Linked DNA regions of Homo sapiens: region 1 is linked to region 2. A link is an interaction called in ENCODE POLR2A ChIA-PET data of the cell type or tissue named here. Cell type or tissue: Panc1. All regions are shown on one strand. Each heading gives the region's core, and the rest is flanking DNA. Links, peaks and the distances in the headings are about the cores only.

What was found. ChIA-PET counts read pairs that join two places held together with the same protein. Peaks named below come from ENCODE experiments on the same cell type or tissue, not always from the same donor. Only the 100,000 strongest peaks of a DNase experiment are listed, where the experiment ranks them.
Region 1: POLR2A ChIA-PET joins it to region 2 with 5 read pairs; 2 of 35 experiments call an interaction of 5 or more read pairs at or near these places.

What each region holds. Positions count from the first base shown.
Region 1 is chr3:98,025,242-98,029,241 of GRCh38, forward strand. GABRR3 (gamma-aminobutyric acid type A receptor subunit rho3) reads right to left here. Exons shown (of 10, transcript NM_001105580.3): 3 at 326-438. Among named protein-coding and RNA genes, the nearest start is that of GABRR3, 8.1 kb to the right of the region's middle. In Panc1, for the core only: no CTCF peak of the experiment used is centred there; no DNase peak of the experiment used is centred there; H3K4me3 peaks cover 622 bases.
Region 2 is chr3:97,923,793-97,933,316 of GRCh38, forward strand. All of the region lies in intron 17 of CRYBG3 (crystallin beta-gamma domain containing 3), which reads left to right. Among named protein-coding and RNA genes, the nearest start is that of RIOX2, 44 kb to the right of the region's middle. In Panc1, for the core only: no CTCF peak of the experiment used is centred there; no DNase peak of the experiment used is centred there; H3K27ac peaks cover 1,516 bases.

The sequences.
Region 1 (4,000 bases), core at 1-4,000, 98 kb after region 2:
AATAAGATTTTATAAATAACATGTATCCAATTTAAGGATTTTAGTTAGAAAATAAGTTGGTGTATAGGCAACATATATCCATTCTCTATTTATGGAACACATACTATTTACTACAGTGTGCATAGTAGGAAAATGAGTTTTTTTGGTCAATTTAAAATGGATAACTCATCAATTGTTCTCATTAAAGAGAAGGTGATTGTAAAAGCCTTCTTTTTTTGTTTTAAACTGATGGACTTTACTTGCATTTTGGTCTTGTTTTAAATTTTCACCTCCATTTTGACAGTGCAATGGGTTTTGAAATGAATTTTGAGAGGATAATACTCACCTCCAAATCCAGGTCTCATTGCGAAATCGTTGTCCTCTATATGGAGAAGTTGCTCATATTTCTGAGGCCGCGCTTTGGTACTGTCATCTTTCTTCATTCTAGTTTCTTGTTTGCTGTTCCCCCAAAGGGAAAAAAAAAACTTCTGAGATACATATGCTTCTGGATATTTTGATTTAGGTTAGCCATCTGTGCTCAACATAACATGTTCTGAAATACATACATAAAAGCTCATTTTCTCAGTTCATATTAAGCCAAAGAGCTGTCAACATTTGTTCTTTATTATATAAGTGTGGAGCAAATAAGGTAAACCAAATTTTGGAGCACATTAAGTGACAAACTCAGTTGGATTTAATGCACAAACTCATATTGTTTCTCAGAATACGGTTTTTAGACCTGGAAAATCCCAATTACCTGAGTGGAGGTGATCAAAACTCAGATTCATGGACTCCTGTCCCAGATCAACTAAATCAGTCCCCTAGGAAGCAGGGCCTAGTAATCTGCACCTGAACAAGCTACCTAGGTGATCCTTGGGGTCACTGGGGCTGAACAATCTCTGCACGAAGACAGCGAGAAAACGAAAGGACCGCAAGATTGTAAACAGATTAAGGCAGTGTTCTACAAAGACAAAATGAGCAGAAAATACAGGGTGCAGGCTGAGAGCGCACCGGGCAGAATTCCCATCCGGGGTTCTAGAGCCTGAGGGATGGCAATATTTATGCCTGAAGCCAGGTCAAATTGTGAAGTAGGTGATGTCTGTTTTTACCTACAGTTCTCTAGGACGAAGGAAAGCAGGCAGTGGCCTCTTGGCCCTAGGTGTCCTGACTGGGAATAAGGCCCTGTCTCTCCCTGTGTCGGTGAGCTTGAGCAGGTTGCTGGACCTCCCTGATTTGTTTTCTGCCCTGTGACACCTACTTCTCAGTGATACTGTGGGTGTGGAGGGGAAATGTCTGTTTTAGCATAGCTCCTTTGTGAGCAACTTGCAGCAGCCTTCAGCCGGAGACCTTGCTCAGCACCTCCTTCCAGAAAAAGGTGGCTGTCATCATCATCATCATCATCATCATCATCATCATCATCATCATCATCGTGGGCAGCAGGAGCAATAACGCAAGACCCTGAGGGCTCTACTAAGTGGATCCTAGTCATTCTGAATAGCTAATATGCTTTTGTATTAATACAAAATATTAATTCACATCGGAAACCAATGTGAATTTTAATATAAGACATGTAGGTGAACTTTCTTACACAATAAAGTGACTTCGATGGGGAGAATTTCAGAATCTGGAGCAGCTGCTAAAAGGAATACATCTTATGGGCACCTGAGATCACCCAGTGTGGTCTTTCAATAGGGAAGTTTCTGGCTGAAACCATCAGAGGTTTACAGATGTGTAGTTTATCATTGATAGAAATGCAGAAGTTGGGAAAAGAAATCTGTTTTTGGTAGAAGGCAATGAGTTTTATTTTAAACATGTTAAGCCATTATATCCTATGAATAATTGAACACATACAACTAGTTTTTCCAAGGAGCTAGAATTAACTAGAAAAGTTTTTTCAAGGAGCTAGAATGAACTATTTATTAAAAAAAAATAGCAGCTAGCTTTTATTAAATGTCTACTATGTTCAAGTCACCAAGCCAAAGTAAACATTATTTTCATTGGCATACATCCAAATTATGCTCTGTTTGGGCCCTATGCCTAGAGCTTCTGTTTCAATAGGTTTGGGGTATGACAATTTGCATGTATAACAATTTCTCAAGAGATCCACCGGCCTAGAAAATAGTAGACATTTAATAAATCTAACTACTTGTTACTATTTTAAGAAAAATGGAAATGTAACTATGAGTGAAAACTCATGAAAATTTGTAAACCTCTTTGGTAATAATCTTTTAATACAGCTAAATGGCATGTCACTAATGTGTGTGCTCAGAAGCATACCTCTCCATGAGATTGAAAAGGATAAATCTTAATTAAGAATCCCAAGAATGCTTAAGACAGAGCCCACTGTGAAATGCTCTCTTGGCAGCGTGCGAAAGCACCTGCACCTGTTCTAACTTGAGGGCTCTTCAGGTGCACAATGAGATGTTCCATATTTATCTACTTTTGCCTTTTTTTGTATTTTTTATACCTTCTATTTCCCAAAAAGGATCTGTTGCTTAAATACGCTTTTAAAGAATTTTGAAAATCTATATATTCCCCTCACATATATTTAAATAGACATTTACATTTCTTCATCATAAATTTTGAAATTACTCAAATATTGATGATTTCAGATAAAACATATTGTTCCTTTAAGTGTATCCAGTGAATCTAAATATACACATTATGCATTTAAAGATACCTGAACAAGCTTTTTAAAAATCAGAAATTTTATATCATTCTTTTTTTAAAAAAAACTACTATCTCCATTTTATTTACTTCATATAATTTTATCACTCCATCATGTACCTTTGTAAGAAAAATGTGTAAGCATAGAAATTAACTTTTTTATTTTCTATAATAATTATGAATGGAATAAAACAATTTGTTTAAATATTGATACTTATTAAAATTAAGAATAAAATTTTATTAAAATTGTATTTATTAATGAACTGATGATTCACTTTCTCCAATTATTCTATGTATCGGCAAATGGGTATTACTCATTGCTGGAATAAAACTCGGTTTTTGCATTAATTCTGTTCTTATTTTTTAATCTTTATAGATGGAAATATTGAGAAAGTTTGTTCATATATGTGGAAGTACATGGAATTTGAAGAAATTTTGTTTCAGTATTCTTTTAACAAAGCAACTTAATTACTTAAACTCCTTACTTACTTTTCAAAACTCACACTGTAGAATTTATCTTCAACAATCAGTTTAATTATTTATAACCTGACAAATTAATTAGGTTCTTCCTTCAATTTTGTTAAAAGCAAAAAATAGAGAATTGCCATTAAGAAAAGTACAGCATCATCCGCTATCTCAACAACAATATTTGTAATGATCTCTTTGTACCCAGGAACTTTTTACACGCTGGGGCAATACTCGTAGGATTCAGGAAGAGGGAGAGGGATGCCTGTATATTGCCAGGTGGGACAGAGCAATCATTAAAAGGAGGTAATAAAGGACACTGCAGGTGGTGAGTAGATCAGTTTTAAGAAAGAGGTCAGAGGGAAGTTAAAGATCCAAAAACTGTTTTAAAACTATTCATGTCTACATGCCCCTCAGATACCTTGCATCTACCCTTAGAGGTATAATACATTGTACCCCAGGAGGATAGACACCCTCGTTTGAAGGCCTCTGATGCATACATAGGAAGGTAAATAAAATGAAGGATGAAATAAAACCAAGGAGACAGAAGGAAATTTGCTTAATAAAGGATCACTATATCATGGAGCATCAGATTTATCTCAGAGTGTTCTAGTCTTATTCTATACACATACCACTTTAAATCCCTTTGTGTCTTCTCCCCTCTCCCCCATTCTAGAAAAAAAAAATGATTTCAGTTTAGCCGCTACTGAGAAGAAGCTTTTGGATTTCTTCTGTCTGAGGAGAGGATCTTCTAGGAGTCTGAGTCCTGATGGGATCAGGCAAAGAAATCTCAATTCGTGGGAGAGCCTCTCACTGGCATTCCTAATTTTTGTCCTTTCCCACAAAGTATTATGAAGATTGAGAAACAGTAGGCGTGAGTCTTGGTAAT
Region 2 (9,524 bases), core at 2,964-6,963:
ACTCTTGAAGGAAGTAAACATTGAGAGATACAATCTTTTATAGGTAAAAGGACTCAATATTGTAAAGATATGGTCTTCCCCAAATTAATATTGTTTCAGGCAAAACACAGTGTTCTCTCCTTTTAGGGGGTAGAGGTGGGGAGTAAAACATGGCAAGCTTATCCTATGATTAATTTGGAAAAGCTATTGGGTCAAAAATCGCCAAGATAATTTTTAAGAACAACATGTAGGGTCACTTATCCTACCAAGTATATATTGCTTTATACAGCAGTAATAATTAGTGGGAATCAGTACAAGGAGAGACAAATGGGACAGAGGAATAGGGTAGCATGGAAACTGACCTATATAGTAATGGAATTTGGAAGATAACAGCATTCCAATGGAGCTATGATGAACTGTTAAATAAATGGTGTTGAGACAATTGACCCATTCCATGGAAAAAGATAGTTAGAATCCTACTTTACTCCAAACACAAAAATAAGTTCCAGATGGATTAATAACAAGCTAAATGTGAAAAGCAAACTTTACAACTTAGAAGAAAATATAGGAATCTACCCTGATGATACTGCAGTAGGATGGATTTCTTCAAACAGAAAAAGCACAAATGAATAAGAAAAAGGTGAAAGGCAAATGTATTAGTGTCCTATTGCTGATGTAACAAATTACTGTAAACTTAGTAGCTTAAGATGACAGATATTTACAGTCTTGCAGTTCCACAAGTCAGAAGTCTGAAATTGGTCTTACTGTGGTAAAATTAAGGTGTTGGCAGTCATTTCATCTGGGAAGCTCTAGGGGAGAACCCATTTCCTTACCTTTTCTAGCTTCTAGAGGCCACCAGCATTCCTTAACTCATGACCTTCTTTCATCTTCAAAGTGCATCACTCTAGTCTCTGCTCTTTATCTGCTGTCTCTTAACCCTCCTACCTTCCTCTTACAGGGACCCTGGTGGCCACTTTGGGCTTACCTGAGTAATCTAGATGATTGTGCCTATCTCAAGGTCCTTAATTACTAATATCTGTAAAGTACCTCTTGACCATGTTAGGTAACATATTCAACATATTCACCATATTCACAGGTTCTAAGAATTAGGATGTGAACATTTGTGGGGTAGGGAGAGGAGGCAGGCATTAATTATTCAGACTGCCACAGCAAGCCACAGAATATATTTGCAGTCCATATAACCTACAAAGGTTTAGTGTACCGAATATAAGAAGAGCTCTTAGCTGGGTGTGGTGGCTCACATCTGTAATTCCAGTGCTTTGGGAGGCTGACCTGGGAGGACTGCTTGAGTTCAGAAGAGCCTGGACATGGCTGGTCCCTGTCTCTACAAATAAATAAATAAATAAAATAATTAGAAGAGCTCTTTCAAACCAATTCAGAAAAATCCACTTCAAAAACCAACAGAGGATATAAATAGGCAGTTTATAGAAGAGGGAAAAATGGCTCAGGACATCCAAAGGATGTTAACCCTCACTACTGATCAAGGAAATACAAATTAAAACAATTATAAATAACATTAGCTTACTCTAGCTACAGGCATTTTAAAATCTGAAAATACTAAGGTTTGGCTTAGTTGCAGGGAAGTAAGATTATTCATATATAGCTAGTGGAAGAAGTGTTAATTACAATGGTGGGGGGAATAAGAATGTCTGTTGCAGCTATGATGGATGAAACAAATAACCACACATTCCTATAAGGGAATGAAATATAGTAGTTACAATGAATTGGACAGCTACACGTATGAAGAGTCAAATTTCAAACACAGTAGGCAAGGAAAGCAGGCTACTAAAGATGTTACAATAGAATACATTTTCTGTAAATTTTAAAAACAAAAGATGCATAACCATTAATAGAAACAGAAAAACATGAGCTGAAAAGATTTACAACTTGAGCATAGTGGTCACCTCTGGGGGTGGTGGGAGTTTAAATTCATCTGTATTTGCTATGTTTTATTTATTTTAAAATGTGATACAAATATAGTAAAATTAAAATGTAATACTTCTGGGTTTTAGGTATATGGTCATCTATGTTATTCTTTTTAAAATGTATCATAATTTTTTTTTAAATAAGGAGAAAACAAAGATCAGTAAGAAAGGTAAATCCATGTTGAAACTGACTTTCTAAACCAAATGAGAGAGGCTCTATGAGAAGGATTATAGTTTACTGGTGAAGAGTTTGGTTTGAATGTCTTAGAGACCTTCTTGGTTCAAGTCCTGACTCTACCATTAATAACTGTTAGCTGAGTGACCCTGGGCGTGTTTCTGACCACTCATTCTATGAGGCCAGCATCATTCTAATACCAAAACCTGACAGAAACACATGGAGAAACAAAACTTCAGGCCCATATGCCTGATGAACAAAGATGCAAAAATCCTCAACAAAGTACTGGCAAACTGAATCCAGCAGGACATCAAAAAGTTAATCCACCACAATCAAGTAGGCTTTATTCCTGGGATGTAAAGTTGGTTCAATATATACAAATCAATAAATGTGATTTATTACATAAACAGAACTAAAAACAGAATCCTCATAATTATCTCAATAGATGCAGAAAAGGCTTTCAATAAAATTCAGTATCCCTTAATGATAAAAACCCTTAACAAACTAGGCATTGAAGGAACATATCACAAAATAATAAAGAGACTTATATGACAAGCCCATTGCCAGCATCATACTGAATGAGTAAAAGCTGGAAGCATTCCCTTGAAAACTGGAACAGGAGAAGGATGCCCACTCTTACCTCTGCTGTTCAGTATAGCACTGGAAGACCTAGCCAGAACAAGCCCACAAGAGAAAGAAGTAAAAGGCATCCAAATAGAAAAAAAGGGAGTCAAGCTATCTCTCTTTACAAATGATATGATTCTATACTTAGAGAACCCCATAGTCTCTGCCCAGAGGGTCCTAGATTTGATAATTAACTTCAGTAATATTTCAGGATACAAAATCAGTGTAGAAAAATCAGTAGCATTTCTATACACCGGTAACGTCCAAGCTGAGAGCCAAATCAAGAATGCAATTCCATTCACAATAGACACAAAGAATAAAATATCTAGATATACAGCTCACCAGGGAGGTGAAAGATCTCTACAATGAAAATTACAGAACACTGCTGAAAGAACTCAGAGACAACACAAACAAAGGGAAACACTCCATGCTCATGGATAGGAAAAATCAATGTCATTAAAATGGCCATACTGCCCGAAGCTATTTACAGATTCAATACTGTTCCTACCGAAGTACCAACATTTTTTCACAGAATTAGAAAAAAGCTATTCTAAAATTCACATGGGAACCAAAAAAGAGCCCAAATAGCCAAGGCAATCCTAAGCAAAAAGAACAAAGCTGGAGGCATCATGCCACCCGATTTCAAACTATATTACAAGGCTACAGTAACCAAAACAGCATGATACTGGTACAAAAAACAGACACAGAGGCCAATGGAAAAGGTTAGAGAACTCAGAAATAAAGCCTCACACCTACAAAAATTTGATCTTTGACAAAGTTGACAAGAATAAACAGTAGGGAAAGGACTCCCTATTCAGTAAATGGTGCTGGAATAATTGGCTAGCCATATGCATAATATTGAAACTGAACCCCTTGCTTTCACCATTTGCAAAAAATAACTCAAGATGGATTAAAGACTAAAATATAAAACCTAAAACTGTAAAAAACCCTAGAAGAAAATCTAGGAAATACCATTCTGGACGTGGGCCCTGGCAAAGATTTTATGAGGAAGCCCCCAAAAGGAATTACAACAAAAACAAAAATTGACAAATGGGACCTAACCTAAAGTGCTTCTGCACAGCAAAAGAAACTATCAACAGAGTAAACAGTCAGCAGAATGGGAGAAGATATTCACAAACTATGCATTCAACAAAGGTCTAATATCCAGAATCTAAAAGGAACAAATCAACAAGCAAAAAACAAACAACCCCATTAAAAAGGGAGCAAAGGACATGAACAGACACTTCTCAAAAGAAGATATGCATATGGCCAACAAGCATATGAAAAAATGCTCAACATCCCTAATCAGTAGAGAGATGCAAATCAAATACACAGTGAGATACCATCTCATACAAGTCCAAATGGCTGTTATTAAAAAGTCAACAAATAACAGATGCTAGTGAGATTGTGGAGAAAAGGGAATGTTTACACTGGTTGTAGGAATGTGCATTAGTTCATCCACTGTGGCAAGCAGTTTGGAGATTTCTCAAAGAATGTAGAACTACCATTTGACCTAGCAATTCCATTACTGGGTATATACTCAAAGGAATATAAATCATTCTATCATAAAGACACATGCACATGTATATTCAGGGCAGCACTATTCACAATAGCAAAGACATGGAATCAACCTAGGTACCCATCAACGTTGGACTGGATAAAGAAAATGTGGTACATAGCCACCATGGAATACTGTGCAGCCATAAAAAAAGCAGAATATCGAATATGTTCTTTGCAGCAACATGGATGCAGCTGGAGGCCATTATCTGAAGCTTATTAACACAAGAACAGAAAACCAAATATGTAATGTTTTCAATTATAAGTAGAAGATAAACATTAAATACACATGGGCACTATGAAGGGAACAATAAACACCAGGGCCTGCTTGAGCAGAGAGGGTGGGAGGAGAGTGAGGATTGAAATACCACCTATTGGGTACTATGCTTATTACCTGGCGATGAAATAATCTGTGCATGAAACCCCTGTGACATGCAATTTATCCATGTAACAACCCTGCATATATACCCCAGAACAGAAAATAAAAGTTGATAGGAAAAAAAATGAAAAAATACAGTTCTGCAATCCCTAAACTGAATGTATTTTGGGATTTAAAGTTTTTCAAATTTTAAACAGTAATATGATTCATGTATGGCCTAAAAGGAAACACACCCAGCAGGGTTCTGGACTGTACCCCTAATTAAACATATTTCTGTTCCTATAGTGAAATTTATGCACAGCTACACAAATTGGGTAGTATTATAAATAGACTTCAATTTATTCAGGTAGAGTTATGTTGACTAGGAAAAAAATTTTTGATTTTAAAGCTTTTTGGATTTCAGAACAATGAATAAGGTATTGCACATATATATCTATGGATGGATACAGATATAGGTATATAACTTAGAACAATAATTCCCAGCACATATTAAGTGCTATATATGTTAGTTTCTACTGTTATTATCACTTAAATTATTTAAATTATTATTTTAGTTGATGGGATGAGGAGGAACAATGAGTTTTCTTCTTTTGTATTGAAATTTTCATTTATACAATTTGGTCGAGTATTCTTTTTCTTTGACAACTACATCTTCCTTTTAGAAACTGTATCCTCTTTGCATGATTTAGACTTAATCCGGCAGGAATGTCCTGTTAACTGCTGACATCTAAGAAGAGCCTTTAGCCACAAATGGTTGGCCAGCTTCAAAGTTAACATGGACTAAGGCGAAGACATTTGTGGAGCTCAAACTGTAATCAAATATTTTTTTTTTTATGCTTGGAAAGTTCGGATTACTGTGTCATCTTCAGTTTTAAAGATTATTAATAGTTGATCTCTCTTCCTATTTTCATGTTAGGGAAATGTATCAGAAAAATATGATTTTAAAATATTAATAGTTCTTCAGTACCCTTTATTTCCAAAAGATTATTAACCACCCCCCATCATCCTGCCCAGGTTAGCACTGTGTTGACTTTCCTAATCTTCCTAACCTTTAAATACATTTATAATTCAAGTATACTTATAAATTAAATATTTAAATTAAAATAAAGTAGAAAAAAATCAAAGCTTCAAAAACAGTAGATGTTCTCAAATGTAAAATTTGATAGTTGGACCACATAATGATATCCTTTTGTTGTTTATGAGAGGTGGGATATTTTTCCACGCTGGTTTATTAGCTATGTCTCTTCTTTGGTTAATGCTATTGGCTTACCTTCTTTGCCCATTTGTCCAATAGGTTTCTTAGAGTACCCTTACTAATTTATATAAGCTGTTAAAATGTTTCAAATATTTTCTGTCATCTTGTACAATTTTTTTCTCAATATCCCTGCATCATTATTTTTAAAAACATAGATGTTTACACATTTTTTGTTCCCTCCATCAAGCTTTTTATCTTTTCTTGAGATACATTTCTAGAGGTAGAATTGCTAGAATGATGGGATTGAATTTAATGGCGTTTCAGTGACAATACCAGCGTTTTGAAAAATATCTTTGTAGGCATTCTGCAAAAGGAAGAGGAAAAATGTACACAGGTCAATTTTTCTTAGAATAATGCTTAGCATTTAAATTACTTTCTCATAATAGGCTTCTAGATTTTTTCCCCCTCTGGGATATAAAACAGTTAACATCATGTAACCAGTAAATGCCTTTGATGTAGATGTCTGTTGCTCTTACCCCAGCCAGCTCTTCTCTGGGGAGAGTGCTGCTGATTGTTGACTTGGAGCACTGGCCAGGCTCCTTGCCATCTGTTCTTCCTCACTAATCAGTAACTCAACAAGTAGATGTGTGTAAAAAGGTAAAGTGGAATACTTTCTAAAAATCTTGAGAGTGAAGATGTTGAAAAAAATCCACCAATATAGTCAGGGCTGTGGATTTTTATTGTCTGCTTACTTTCAGTTTATTTTATAAACTGTTGGGATGCTTCCAATTTATTTTGCAGATAGCAGAAGAGGTGCCTAACCTTGCCTGTGGCCACTCAATAACTCAGTGATTAGAGATGAGTTTTTATTCCTGGTGCAGTCAGTGGTGTCTACTGAGGGAAAATCAATGCTCCTAGGTAGCCTGTCCATCTTAGCTTATGGTCTCACTGCACACAGCAATTGTTACATTCTTTGCCAGTATCCTCTAACTCCTAAATCTGTACTGTCCAACACCATAGCACTAGCCACCTGTGGTTATTTAAATTAATTCCATCCCTTGATCACACAAGCCACATGTGGCTAGTGGCTGCCATATTGGAGAGTCCAGATACATAACATTTCTATCACTTCAGGAACTTCTGGAAGATGCTTTAAACTTTCCTTGATCAGCAGACAGTGTTGGCCACATAACGTAAAGAGAAATTTATTCACACATTTCCTGATTTTAAATGGACATTTCTGGGCATCCTTTTTATCTTTCCTTTTATTTCAGAGGTGGAGTTCATCCTTTCCAAAGTGATCTTTTTCCTCATGAACTGATGGGAAGCAATGGATTGTACCTCTCCCTCCTTCCCTGGAACATCCTTTTTGCCTTGCAGTATTCAGCTTCTCTCTATTCCACTAACGCCTTCCACAAAGCATGCTCATAGGCCACTACCCCGTTTCCCTCCTGCTCTTCACCAAATTTTTCTAATAGTCTGTATACCTTTATAGCCTGTACAGTTTCTCACCACTTACTCTTCAGCCCTTACAACCTAGATTTTAACTTCATTTCTGACATGGTGCTGAAACAGCATTCATAGGGTTACTAGCTGCCTTCTGATTATCAAACCCAAACAGCCATATCTCAGTCACCCTCTCCCTCGACATGGAAAGAATTTGATGCCATGGGGCAAGTCTTCCTTATAATTCTCTTCCTCCTTCACTTCTACAGTGTAAATGGGTTCTGTTTTGGCTGTCTTCTCCTGATTCATTTGTTCAGTCACTTCCACCTCCCATGTTTCATCATCGCCCACCTGTGTATGTCAGTGCAGTTCTAGTTTCCTTGCATTTCCATTTTCTTATCCATGGCTCTAGTTATTACCCAGATTCTGAGAATTCCCAAACCCAACATCTCTAAACCTGGTCTTTCCCTGGAACTCCAGATCAAAAGGTCCAGTATATGTTGGACATCACTGTTAAGATTATCCTGGCTCTATCTCAACATTAAGATATCTGGGCATGCTTTCCTCCTGATTTCTTTATATATAACCGATTATACCAGCATGTCCCAAGCCATGACTTTTCACATTTTTCCTCACTTACTGATTCCATTTGTTTGCCTTAACTAGCATGTCTGTTTTATCACTGTGATATTAATAGTCTTCCTGGCCATCCTTTACTCCTAACCTTCCCCCTAACCCCTGTTTTAGGTCTGGGTCTATTTTTCTCTGACCTCATATATTGCACCAGTACTGATGCCGTTACTTCCATTCTCTCTGTTCTTCACTTATACTGTTGTCAGACAGATTGCCTGAAGGCCATTAAAAAATACATATACACAATGCCAACGTGTAATAATTACCAACTTAAAATTAATAATACCAATTTAAAATAAATATTCCCATGGTTCAAAAGTCAAAATATACCAAAAGGCACTTAGTGAAAAACTTTGCTTCCACTTGTGCACTTGTGCCCTTTATCTTCTCTTACACAGTCTTCCCAACAGGCAGCCATGGTTACCAGTTTTTTTTATTTTTTAGAAAAATTTTAATGTGTGTACAAGCGCATACATATGTATGTGCACAGAAATTTTCCTTCTCTGCAAATGGTAGTGTATGAAATACGTTTTTCATACCATCCTTTGTGTTTATTTCTAAACAATATATCTTGGTGATCTTTCATAAAGAGCTCCCCATTCTTTTTTACAGCTGTATATGATTCTTCTGTGTATGAACCATAATTTATGTAACCAGTCCTCTCCTGATGGGCGTTTAAATCATTCCACACCCTTCACTGTTCCAAACACTGCTGCAAAGAAAAACTATTTCATAATTCATCCTTCTCTTATGCAAGTATAAGCAGGTCCCTTGTGAGGGTCACTGTGAGAGCTTGTTATTTTCTGCCTGTTCATTTATTGTTCTTTGACCCTCCACTGCCCCTGCTGCTAGTGCTTTGCTTCTTATCTACCGAGTTGCAGTTGCTTCAGCCCACTCATAGTCCTTAGTTCAGAAGCTTCAAGAACTTTCCACTGGGAATAGATCTGTCTCTGTCCTGTCAGTGTGGGAGGAGAAGCAAGCAGTGCAATGCACCATAACAAACTGTGGGAGCACTTGCCGCTGTTTCCTGTTGGGCTGATTTGCCGTTCCCCCAACATGTCCCATGTGTTTCTCTTGTCTTGCTTTGCACAGAATGTTTTCCCTCTGTTCACCATCTTCTTTCCAGATCCACTGCATCCTTTGAGACTGAGCTCACAAGCCACCACATCCATGAAGCTTGATTCCTGCTCCCTTCTGCTAAAAATAATCTAGCTTTCTACTGAGGACTCTGACACAGCATATCTTTTTCTGCACTGGATTACATTACAATATCTGTACAGTTTTAATTTAACTATTTGTTAGTAATTCCCCAGACACAAGGATAGATGGTGCCTTGTTTTATCATCCCCCCAAAAGTCTCTTAACATGGTGTCTTGCATACATTAATGAATGAAAAAGCAATACTGAGTCTATTCTTGTCTGACATGATGGGTTGAAGAAATACTTTTAATGCAGAAATCACCACCATTCTTGTGCATTTCAGCTTTTTTTAAATTAAAAATGCCTTTATTCTTCCTCCTAGGAATATTTTTAAGAGCTTACCACCACAGAGTCTTACATTCCTAGTGACTGCTCCTGTGACCTCCTAGA